Regions from separate parts of the Homo sapiens genome. Here all the other regions are linked to region 2. The links are chromatin loops, found by intact Hi-C in ENCODE. Cell type or tissue: heart right ventricle. All regions are shown on one strand.

The links. Hi-C counts contacts between places; a loop is a spot of excess contacts. Peaks named below come from ENCODE experiments on the same cell type or tissue, not always from the same donor. Only the 100,000 strongest peaks of a DNase experiment are listed, where the experiment ranks them.
Region 1: it touches region 2 in a loop (2.1-fold over the local background); 3 of 110 quality-filtered maps call a loop at or near these places.
Region 3: it touches region 2 in a loop (2.8-fold over the local background); 36 of 110 quality-filtered maps call a loop at or near these places.

The regions. Positions count from the first base shown.
Region 1 is chr12:19,845,791-19,849,790 of GRCh38, forward strand. All of the region lies in intron 1 of LOC105369682 (a long non-coding RNA gene), which reads right to left. Among named protein-coding and RNA genes, the nearest start is that of LINC02398, 170 kb to the right of the region's middle. In heart right ventricle, no CTCF peak of the experiment used is centred here; a DNase peak (open chromatin) is centred at 1,731; H3K27ac peaks cover 3,666 bases.
Region 2 is chr12:19,755,806-19,759,805 of GRCh38, forward strand. No RefSeq gene overlaps it. Among named protein-coding and RNA genes, the nearest start is that of LINC02398, 260 kb to the right of the region's middle. In heart right ventricle, a CTCF peak has its summit at 1,700 (motif pointing right); no DNase peak of the experiment used is centred here.
Region 3 is chr12:19,895,583-19,899,582 of GRCh38, forward strand. No RefSeq gene overlaps it. Among named protein-coding and RNA genes, the nearest start is that of LINC02398, 120 kb to the right of the region's middle. In heart right ventricle, no CTCF peak of the experiment used is centred here; no DNase peak of the experiment used is centred here; H3K27ac peaks cover 3,086 bases.

The sequences.
Region 1 (4,000 bases), 90 kb after region 2:
TCTTTGTAGTAGAATGATTTATAATCCTTTGGGTATATACCCAGTAATGGGATTGCTGGGGCAAATGGTAATTTCTGGTTCTAGCTCCTTGAGGAATCACCACACTGTCTTCCACAATGGTTGAACTAATTTACCCTCCCACCAACAGTGTAAAAGCATTCCTATTTCTCCACAGTCTCTCCAGCATCTGTAGTTTCCTGACTTTTTAATAATTGCCATTCTAACTGGCATGAGATGGTATCTCATTGTGGTTTTGATTGGTGTTTCTCTAATGACCAGTGATGATGAGCTTTTTTTCATATGTTTGCTGGCCACACGTATGTCTTCTTTTGAGAAGTTTCTGTTCGTATCCTTTGCCCACTTTTTGATAGGGTTGTTTGTTTTTTTCTTGTAAATTTGTTTCAGTTCCTTGTAGATTCTGGATATTAGAGACATTTGCTTTTTACTAGAGGAAAATGCCTTTATTCTGGGATTCTTAGTATGAGGTCTATAAACTGTTACAATCCTATAGATGAGTTTCATGAACTAAAAAATCTTCTGCACATTTGCCAAATTGTACATATAATCATCTTTTTAAGAAACCAAGTTCATAATTTTTATCAGAATCTCAAAGGCATTTTCCCTTCATACTTACTTTAATGCGCACCCTTCCAATATCTTACACCTCTTAAGTCCTACCTGAGTTGGTATCTGTCCACTTACCTACCTAGAAGAGAGTTTCTTTGTTATGCAACAAACACTGCAACTGTAATGCTAAATGAAAAAAAAAATTGATTTATGTAAGCTGGCCTGTGTCGTTTTTGTGATATCTGGCCTTACTTCTAAGATACTCTAAAATCATTAGAGATAACATGACTGTGGGCCTGAAAAGTTTCTATAGGTATTTTCTTTTTGAACCATATACTAAACATGGTTGAGTAAAGATCATTTGTCTGTCAGCCTTACTAAAGATAAAATGGAATGTGGAGGTTGGTTGCTCAAGAATGAATCATCTCCTTACCGCTAGAATTATTCCCCTCAGCAAAAGGTATGCTGTGCTTAGTTGAGAAAAACGTGGAAGCTGCTAGATTTTAGGTTATAGAATTTTTAGTCTCTATCATTCAACACTTGAAATAGAAATGTTCTGGTAGTGAAGCTCACAAAAATATAAGCAGTTCTCATAAAGAAACAGGAAATTTAATGTGTGTGATTATTTCCACTATGTTAATTTACAGCAAAAAATGGCCTATTTTTTTTCTGTCCACTTTGGAGTTGAAAGGAATATTTTTAAAAACCCAAGTTAGTGGAATTTTTAAACCAGTTTTGATCGTGAATATTTTAGTCTAAATATTTCTCTCTGGAAATAATCAAGATTGTTTACAGTTTTAAAGTTGTTTCAGAACAGTATCAGGATTAATTAATACAGTTAATATGTCAAATTTCTTTTGAAATATTCAAGCTTTGTTTGAGTTTTATTTTTCTGCCCTGGATGCCTGAGAAATTGAAAGAGTGTAAGAACAGTTGGCATAGACCTTTCCTTCTTGAATTCAGTTAAGCTTATCACAAACTATGTCATGGCCAGAGCTTAACGCGTTGTTCCCCTTCCAGAAAACTATTTGCCAAATATAACACAGTTCAGATGGTGGGAAAACTGTGAAGCGTTCACATTTAACCTAGACTTCTCCCCCAGTGTACAAGTTTAGAGATGAAGAAAACATGCTGATAAATCAGCATACCTGCCCGCCACCTCCCCCACTTCTGAAAACCACAAAAGCAGAAGCAGCCATTATTGGATCCTTGACGTGGAGTTTTCTGCTCTGAGCCTATTTGGAGCTGTCGGTTAACAATTTGAAACAACATGTGAGGGTGAAGGGTGCCTGGATGGATAACTATGAATGTTATTTAAAAAATATGATGCTGCCTAAAGACTACAGCCAGCTATCTGGCCTGTGAATGTGGAGACTCTTTCATCTTCGTCTCATTTGGTAATTAGCACACTGACCCTGTGCAGACTAGAAGCATAAAAAAACATTTTGAAAAGTGCAGAGGAAGAAGGAGGATTAAGACAAACATTTATATAACCAGGAAAAATGACCCAGGAAAGACGGGAAATCTGGTGACACTCTGTTTATCCACAGTAATGTTAAAATAGTTTGCAAGTGAAACAAAGCAGATCCCTTGAATAAATCACTGAGAAAGTAGAAGGATCGACCAACAGCCAAGATCATGTCACGAGCTATCCGTGTGATGTGATCCTCCCCTATTATACCAGACTGATGGCTTTCCATTGAATATCACCTCTCTCTTTTGTCTCTCCAGCTTTTTCCATCATGGAATTATGTGAAAGTGGGCTGCTGTAAATAGGAATTGGAAGGGGTTGAAGACGGCATAAATTATTAGGAAAGGGGAGAGTATCAGGATGTTTGGGCTCTAATTAACACCCAAACATTAATTTAAATCAGAGGCAGTTTAATGAATGTTGAATATCTGAAAAAAAAAAACTTCATAGCAATTTCATGAGGGGCAAAATCTCAGTTGTTTTTCTAGGTCATCTGCACTATGAGAAGATTTGCTCTTCTGAGGTTAGCAAAATTGGTGTTGGTCTCTGTCTAAAAGCTGAAGCAAGCCAGGTGTGGTGGTGCACGCCTGTAGTCCCAGCTACTTGGGAGGCTGAGGTGGGAAGATCACTTGAGCCCAAAAGTTCAACTCCAGCCTGGATGACATAGCATAGACCCCTGTCTCTTAAAAAATCAAAAGCTGAAGCATACAAGCTATCAGAAAGTTAACTGAACTTTCTTAACTTTTATATAAGTGGCTTTGGTTCAGTGCCAGGTAATTATCTCCAGGGAAAGATAAGCTCTTTTGCAAGCAGTTTTCAAAAGTTTGATGGTCTAACTGCTTGCCAGTTAGATGCTAAGAGCCCTAGCCTGGCATGATGAAGGATGCCGCTTATTTGTAAACCACATTCTTCTGTCATCAGGATTCCGAGAGAAGTCTGTGGAATGGTTTACATGGACTTTGCATTTATGCATTCATTTATGAATAGAATTGCTCAGGTGTGGAAGAGACAAGCAAACAACAGTTCCTTGTCCTCAAGAAACTCATCATCTGTTAGAGAAGTAAAAATTTAAATAATCATACAAATTGAGGAAGTACAAAATGTGAAAAAGACTAATTAAATGACAAATTAGCATTTTAAGTAATAATTGCTCTGAATTCAAGGGAGGTAGAGATCAAACAGGCTAGAGTAATTATGAAAGTTTTTGTGGAAGACAGGGGCCTTTCATACCACCTCACATTCATATAGTGCTTTATGGAAACGTGGATTTTACATACATCATCTCTTATTTGAGTTTCACGTTTTTACTGCCATTTAAAGTTGAGGAAACTTAGGCCTCGAGAGAGAGGAAATACTGGCTAACTTTCACACAGGTAGTAATGAGTCCTCACATCCAAGTTTTTCACTTAAAGTCCAAGACTATTTCTGCAGCTCTGGGGCCTCCTTAGTAAATAGGTAATATGCTTAATCTTCATTACTTGAAATTTGCCAACTGCTCATGTTTATTTGCAACCCTCAAATCAATACTTGTGATCCATTTGCAGTCATTTGAGGTCATATGCAGAGGGGTGAAAGAGTTCACTCGCCCAACGGGCACACTCCTAGCTGAGGCCAAACAAGGTGACACTCTGCCTTATTTCTGTTCTCATGCTATAAACAAGTGTCCTTCTTGCAGTCTACTTAGTGCCAGACTTTTAGCATTTTTGTACTTTTTGTTGATGATTTCCCTGTTTAAACATCCCCCAAGCATAGTGTTGGAGTGCTGTCTAGTGTTCCTAACCACAAGGGGACTATGATGTGTCTTGTGGAGAAAATGTTGTGTTAGATAAGCTTCATTCAGGCATGGTCACAGTGCTGTTGGTTGTAAGACCAACGTTAATGAAATAACACTATATATGTTAAATATGATGTCGTTAAACAGAAACACACATAAAACAAGGTTATGTATTGATCAACTGACAA
Region 2 (4,000 bases):
AGTCTGACTCTTGATTACAAATTAAAAAAAAATCTTATTCATGATGGGTACTGTATCCATTGAAGTCTGAGAAAAAGTGTTGGCAGAAGGGACATTTTGTGGGAACACATGGGGAAAAGATTGAGAAATGTATACTTAATATTGAAATGCATGTATAATAATACATTTCCACAATCATACTCTATTTGTTTACATTCATTAGAATGCTGCACCCTTTCCCCATCTCCCTCACCTGGGTTCAAGTAATCATTGGTTATGCTTTGCTGCTTTTTTAGCTACAAGTTGCTCAATATTTTTAAACCTTGCATTACTTTATTTACTTGTTATTTATAGGTATTTAACATATTGTATTATATATTTATGTGCTATATGAGATAGTTGTATAAAACTAGGATCAACCTGTGACGTGGGAATGGGCAAAATGAGATGTTTAGCAATTTCAGGCTTCCTCAATAAAAATCAATGGCAAATCATCTCATGACTGGTAAGTGCTGAGAAGCTGAGCGGGAGGACAGAAAGCATTTGAAAGGTCAGAAATAAGATGTCCACAAAAATGAGAATATGAGCTCTGCCTGATGACTGAGTAACAATTCCAAATACAACCTTCGTGTTTTCATAAACCCATGTGAGTGAATTGGCCTTCAAAATATTAAAGTCCACTTTAATGTCAGTAAAAAAGAGAAATTATAGTGAAGGGTCATTATTAGGAAAAAAGGAACTGCATTGAGATAGGAAAAGCCAGTATGCCAGAAGTGCTGCAGGCGGTTTTCCCTGCTGGTGAAGGATAACTCACAAGTGGAAGGCAAAGTGAAAACAAAATACCTCACCTGTTAAATGCCTCTTCCGGATTTCAGCCTGAAGTAAGATCCCAGGCTGGCCTTTTGAAATGATCAACATCAATAACTAACGTACTGATGTTAGTCATTTCTATTTATTAACTTATAAAATAAAAACTTTGTATCAGTTTCTTTATACTGTTTGAGACCCAGATCTAAATGCTTACTCTTTTCTTTTTTTGGCTCCACAACCCTCCGGCAATACCTAAATACCTGAGAAGCAGTTGCTTTTTCCATTCCAGCAAGAAAGAAAGCTAATGAGGAAAATAGTATTTGCCTTGAAGTAAGTTTTCCTTGATTTTCCATCTCATTTTAAAGAAAAAAGCAAAAAGATTTCTTTAAAAGAGGCACATATGAAAATACCTTAAGGATGCGGAATGGCTTAATTAGGAGTCACTGTTATTTTCTTTTATTGATTTCAATTGGGATATAGATCATTAGTTTTCTATTAGTTTTTTTATTATCGTCGTATGGCTTTATAAAGTAATACTGTTAAACTAATGTTCTACAACATAAAGGGGAATTGGTTTATTGTGGCTTTTAATGTTTCTAGAAAGATTAATTTTTGTATAATGATTATTTTACTTCTTAATACTGCTATGGCTCGAAAAGATATAGAACCTGATGAGTACAAATCCATCTTGGCTATAAGCCTAGTTTTATGTTATCATGTAAAAAAGAAAATTTGCTTCAAATTCTTTGCTTTTGCATGCATTTTTTTGTTGTTCAATTGCTGTTATAAATACTATGAATGGCCATTATTGAGAGTTCGGGAATTTTTTTCCCCCTTAAATATGAAGATAGACCAAAGGTAAGGTTCCTATATTGTCAAGGAGCCAATCACTGCATTGATTTATCTTTGCCACTAGATGTCCCTGTATTGATGCGCCTTCTACTTCGGAAGCTTCTTTGAAAACAAACTAACAAAATGAGAGATGTTTGCTACTCTTCAAGTCTTTTTCCTTCCTCTAAGTTAGCAACCTGGGACTTCCCAGATACGATCCTCTTCTTTCCAGAGGATTAATTCCTTAGGACTGGACAGGAATGGAATTAAGCGAAATGCAAGTAAAGTTAGGTTTAGGCGTTGGCCTAAATATATGCCTCTATTAACTACTCAGCCTAGAAAATGTGAGAAGCTGTATAATTTAGATCGACAGAATTTTAAACATGCTAAAATGAGTAGGGGCTTGAATTTGAATTACATAATCAAAATGGCAGATAATTTAAAGTTATATTTGGTAATAAAACAGTTTGTATTTATATTTTTTAAAATTTTAGGTTCAGTGGTACATGTGCAGGTTTGTTATATAGGTGAACTTGTGTCAGGGGGTTTGTTGTACAGATTATTTCATCACCCAGGTATTAAGCCCAGCACTCAATAGTTTTCTTCTCTGCTCTTCTCCCTCCTCCCATCCTCCACTCTCAAGTAGTCACCAGTGTCTGTTGTTCCCTTCTTTGTGTTCATGAGTTCTCATCATTTAGCTTCCACTTATAAGTGAGAACATGCAGCATTTGGTTTTCTGTTCCTGCATTAGTCTGCTAAGGATAATAGCCTCCAGCTCCATCCATATTCCCTCAAAAGACATGATCTTGTTCTTTCTTATGGCTGCATAGTATTTATGTTTTGAATATGAGAATGTTTGGTGTTATGGGAATGAATGAAAATTTCAGTAATAGACTCATACAGATAATATTCATCTTCAAGGAAATTTGTAGTTGTTGAAATCTCTTACACAGCTTCTTACTTCAGTACTCTTCACTGTTTTCCATACTTGACGAAGATTGACCATGTCAGCTTCCAGAAAAATGTGACAAGATAGCTTTACCTGAGCTAATTTCTTTATAAGTTTGATTGTTAGCTCTTAGATTACCTACAAAAGAGGAGATAACTGAATGTTTTGATTCAAAATGTCTCTTGTTCAATTTTAGGTTATACAGAGTCATAATGTTGGATTGGAATAACAATAAAATAAATATCTTTTTATACTCTGTTTTAAAATTATTGGACTCAATACATTTTTAGTAGTAAACTACAATGTTAATAATACAAATGATAACCCATTTAAAATCTGAATTGATTAAAAACTTTTGGGACAATCATTATGTATTATAATAGATCATTTAAAAAATATTAGACCCTGTATTTAAAATAGGCATTCATTTATCAATTGGATATATTATATCTGATTTTGTGGTTAAATAATCTTTTCTCTTATAATATTGATTTAGTCTTTCATGACATGTTACTTATTATACCTCAACACAGGGACAATATAGGGACATAAAAATATAAGTTAATGTCAAATAACCACAATTAATGTAACTTTAAAAATCTGCAAATAAAAATAATCTATGTTTTGGAGGCGGCTTTTGTGCAAACTTTCTTCTCAGTGTTGAAGAAAAAGACACAGTGGATACCCAGTTTTCTGTTTGCCTTAATACAAAGTGATCTTTGAGAAATGGCAAGCTTGGAGAATGGGAGTGATTGCAGGAGACTCACAAAGACAGTTATCCATACTGTCTCTTAAAAATAGAAAGAAAATTCTACAATCTAAAGGCTGAGGAATTTGATATCCTGGACAAAACTCTTGAAAATATTATTGAGTGAAGTTTGTAAGCCCTTTAAAGAAGGAGAAAGTGATCATTGGAAATAAGCATGTGGAATAAAGAAGTCCAATTACAAGTGTTGGAGAGGATGTGAAGAAATGAGAATTCTGATACACTGCTGTTAGGAATGTGAGGTGGTGCAGCCAGTTTGGAAAAGTCTAGCAGTTCCTCTGATGATTAAACATAGAGTTATCATATGACTCAGCAAATTTACCCCTGGTTAGATTCCCAAGAGAAATGAAAACATATGTGAACATAAAAATTTGCACTTCAGTGTTTATAGCAGCATTATGCATGATAGCCTAAAGGTAGAAACACATCCATCAATGGACAAATGGATAAACAAAATGTAATATATCTATGCAGTGGGATATTGTTTAACCATAAAAAGAAATGAGGTGTTAATACATGCTACAACATGGGTGAACCTTGAAAATATCACGCTTATGCTATGTGAAAGAAGCCAGTCACAAAAGACCACATACCATGTTATTCGATTCACGTGAACGTTGAGAAGAGGCAAATCCATGTAGACAAAGTAGATTAGTGGTTGCTTA
Region 3 (4,000 bases), 140 kb after region 2:
GCTTAGTAGAAACAATTTGTCCTTCTCTTTTAAAGTCCATGAGAAATATACATTTATTAACCTCCCATACTACCCCCCCATTACATGTACATGCAAGTATAGATTTCATCTTAAATTAATCCCTCAAACGCTGCTATCAGAAAAGACATTTTAAACTGTCATAACAAGATCTTGCTGGTGACAGCAGACTTGGAGCAAGGCTAGAGTGTGATTCAATCATTGTTAAAAGTTCATGTTCCTCTCATTACATTCTTGCTTTTAATTCTCATAACCAGCCAGCAATGACAGATGAAAATATGAGCTATTTCTTTGTGTTGGCAAAATCACAATTCAAGAAGACATAGTTTCCTTAGTTATTTTTACAGTATATTGTTTATAGTACTTGATATGGTTAGATGAAAAAAAATCTACTCAAACTTTTTTTTAAAGATAAAAGGAAAAGCCTTGAAATGTTTAGTTACATAACCCTAATGAAATATTTTCTTCTGTCTGCATAGGTACAGGTTATTCTGATGGGATCCAGAACTAAATGAGGCATAAACCTCAAATATGTTTAACATTATGCTAGGTAGTATATATTTTAAAAATGCGTTTACATATGCTATAGATTATCTCCCTAGAAAATTGTTATATATATGTGTCACACATATGGTATTTTGCTTACAATTTAAGTTGTTTGTGAACCTTCTGATGCACATTCAGGGATCCAAATTAGGCACCACTGATCCATTAGCAACTTGTGTGGTTGCTATGGAAATGTTGGGTAGTGTACTTTTAAGTTACTAAGGCTGACTTGTATAAGGCACCTGTTTGGTGTTTTGGCTCAACCCTGATTGGAGTGGGGTCTCTCCTTGGTCTCTCTCTGTACCTGTATAAGACCCCTCTGCTCTCTCAAGCTGCTTCACTGGCACTATACACAGGGCAAATTCTCAAAACTTTTCTTCATTGTAATCACTTTTATTGAAAAATATCTTATTAATGGCAGTACATCAAAACGTGGCATTTATTTCCTCCTTCCTCCTCTTCTTTCTTCTTCTTCCTTCTTCTTCCCTCCTCCTCTTCCTCCTCCTCTTTTTTCTTCTTCCTGTTCCTCCTCCTCCTCCTCTTCTTCTTCCTTCTTCCTCCTTCTTCCTTCTTCTTTCCTTCTTCCTTCTTCCTTTCTCCTCCTTCCTCCTTCTTCCTCCTTCTTCCTCCTCCTTCCTCCTCCTTCCTTCTCCTTCTTCCTTCTTCTTCCTTCTTCTTCTTCTCCTCCTCCTCCTCGTCCTCCCCAGAGACAGGGCCTCACTCTGTCATTCAGGCTTGAGTGCAGTGGTGCGATCATAACTCACTGCAGACTTGGCTCCTGGGTTCAAGCACGCCTCTTACCTCAGCCTCCAGTAGCTGTGACGTGCATGCCATGACATCTGGCTCTTTATTTTTGTAGAGATGTTGCCAAGGCTGGTCTTGAACTCCTGGCTTTAAGCAATCTTCTTGCATTTGCCTCCCAAAGTGTTGAGATTATAGGTGTGAGCCACCATTCCTGGCCCTGGCATTTCATAATTCCCAGATGCACTTGCTACACCTAAGCATTTTTGTTTTTGTTTGAATTTTCAGTGAGAGCTCCCTTTGCCTCATCAAATTTCCTCTCCCAAACCCTAATCTCTTAACAAAACTGGAGTTCTCTGTCTGTATTTACAGCTTCTCTCTCCTTTTGCTAGATTAATGAGAAGCAGTTTCTCTATTAGTGAGTGGAAAAAATTGGAATTTGCTGTTGCCCACAAGCCATTCAATAAAGAGCTACACTATTTCCCTATTTCCTTAGGAGGATCAATGAGTATTTTTTTGGTGATAAAATATGGCATATATAACTGGGCAACAATAAAATCTTGAGAAATTAAGGATTTATTTATAGTTCCTCTGAAAATTGCCTACGTTTATTCATATATTTATAGTATTACAAAGTTACATATGAAGCAATAACTTACTGATACATTTGTAAAGACTGCCTAAGGAATTCAAGAAGAAGAACTTAGACATTTTGATACCCACAAAGGGCCAAGTTATTAAAACAACTTGAAACCAGTTGTCTATATAATGAAGACTACCTAAAGGAAAAAAATTACATGTGGCCACTGACTGTGAGCTTTCATTGTCTTTGCAAAGCAATTTATTAAAAGATTGGAAATGTGAAAGAGAGCTGGCACAGTTACAAACTTCAGAGCATGCTGCACATGGTAAACTATTGGCAAACAAAGCATAGGACAAATCGTGGGCATACAAATTAATGTACAAAGGAAAGTCTTGCAGACATATGATTGAAATTCCTGATTAAGTATTTCAATTTAAACTCTACTGAATTTGGGTACTCCCACAGCAAAATCTTATCTTGCTTCTGTTAGAAAGAATTATTGAAGAAGTGTCCAGTTAAAGCTGAAATGATTATGACAAGCCTGTGTTATAACTATGTGGTAAATGTCTAGTCTTAGCTCTAATTGGTCTTATTTTAATGTGTTTATTGTTTAATTGCTTGTGAGAATGATTTATTCTTTCATAGAACTGAGATTAATGGTAACTGGCAGCTTTATTGGCATTGCTATCAGAGAAATGACCAAAAGTCTCAAAATAGAATTGAGAAGACAGATTCTAGGCACAGGGTAATGTCAGACTAATATAGCTACATGATAACTGTATTTTAAAAGTGTTACTACTGCAACGTTTTTTAGTGTGTCCATTAATGTCATTTTTCATTTTCATTTTTTAATGTATGGGGTTGAGATGATACTATGGGATTGAGTATAATTGCCTTTTATAGAATGCGTGGGACTGATATTTTCTAAAAATGGACAAAAATCCAGCACTTAAAGCCATTAATTTGAAACCCTAAGGTTTCTTATATCTTCTGTAGAATAATATTTTTGGTGAAAGTTTGGAAAACTATGTGCAAGGATAACATCTTTTGGGTATTCAATTTTGTTAGATTGCTCTAAGCCTTTACGTATATTTGGAATCTACGTCATATATGTACAAAAGTGGCCTTGCCACTTACATAGATTCATCTGTTGGTAGATAGAAAAAAACCCGATATATCCTTTGCATATTCATGTTATTGTTGTGTTTTCTATGTCAGGTCAGATTTTCATATTAACTAGCTTTGGAGGTGGGCATTGGAGAAGACTGCCATTCCACATATTACGCATTTTTAAATATAAATTCAGATTGTTACAATACAGCTAAACATGATGAGAGGTCTTATATTCTTCAGGGAACAAAGTTCAATAATACAGGGAATGCATTTAAATGGGAAAATATAACCTATAAAATATAAGAAATTGCACGATAGCTATTTGGTAGAACAGAATGAAAACTCAAGATTTCAGTGAAGAAGAACCTAGAAAATATATTACTTTGTTTTCTATTGTTTTTTCTTTATTATGAAATATAATATGTATGTAGAAAAATGTATAAAACAAATACTTGTCATGTGGACAAATAATTATGTGGTAAACACTGTACAATCACCATTGAGGTCAAGAAATACAATGTAGCCAGCTCCCAGGAAGTCCTCAACCATGTTTGTCCCTCTCTCATCACAACCTCATCTCTTTGACCTAGAGATATCCATTCTGTGGTCTTTTCTCATAAAACTGTAAAGAAAAGTAGGGAGCACTAATCCCTCATATCCATCTCTAAAAACTGCATTTTAGTTTAGTTGTTTCTTTAAAAAAGAAACTCTGCTTGAATGGCCTCATATATTTCTTTTTGCCTACCAACTGTATCTCAGTATTACATTTATGAGACATATTCACAGTCATATATGCTATAGCATAAAGTTTATTTTCATTGCTGTATAGTATTTCATTGTATGACTACACCACATTTATATCTGTCCTACCATTGGAAGACATTTGGCTTGTTTCCAGCTGTGACTGTCCTTGTACTTGTATTCGAGTGTGCATTTATACTAATTTCTCTAGACATGAAATTGTTAAGTGGAAGGAATGCAAATCTTCAATTTTACCAA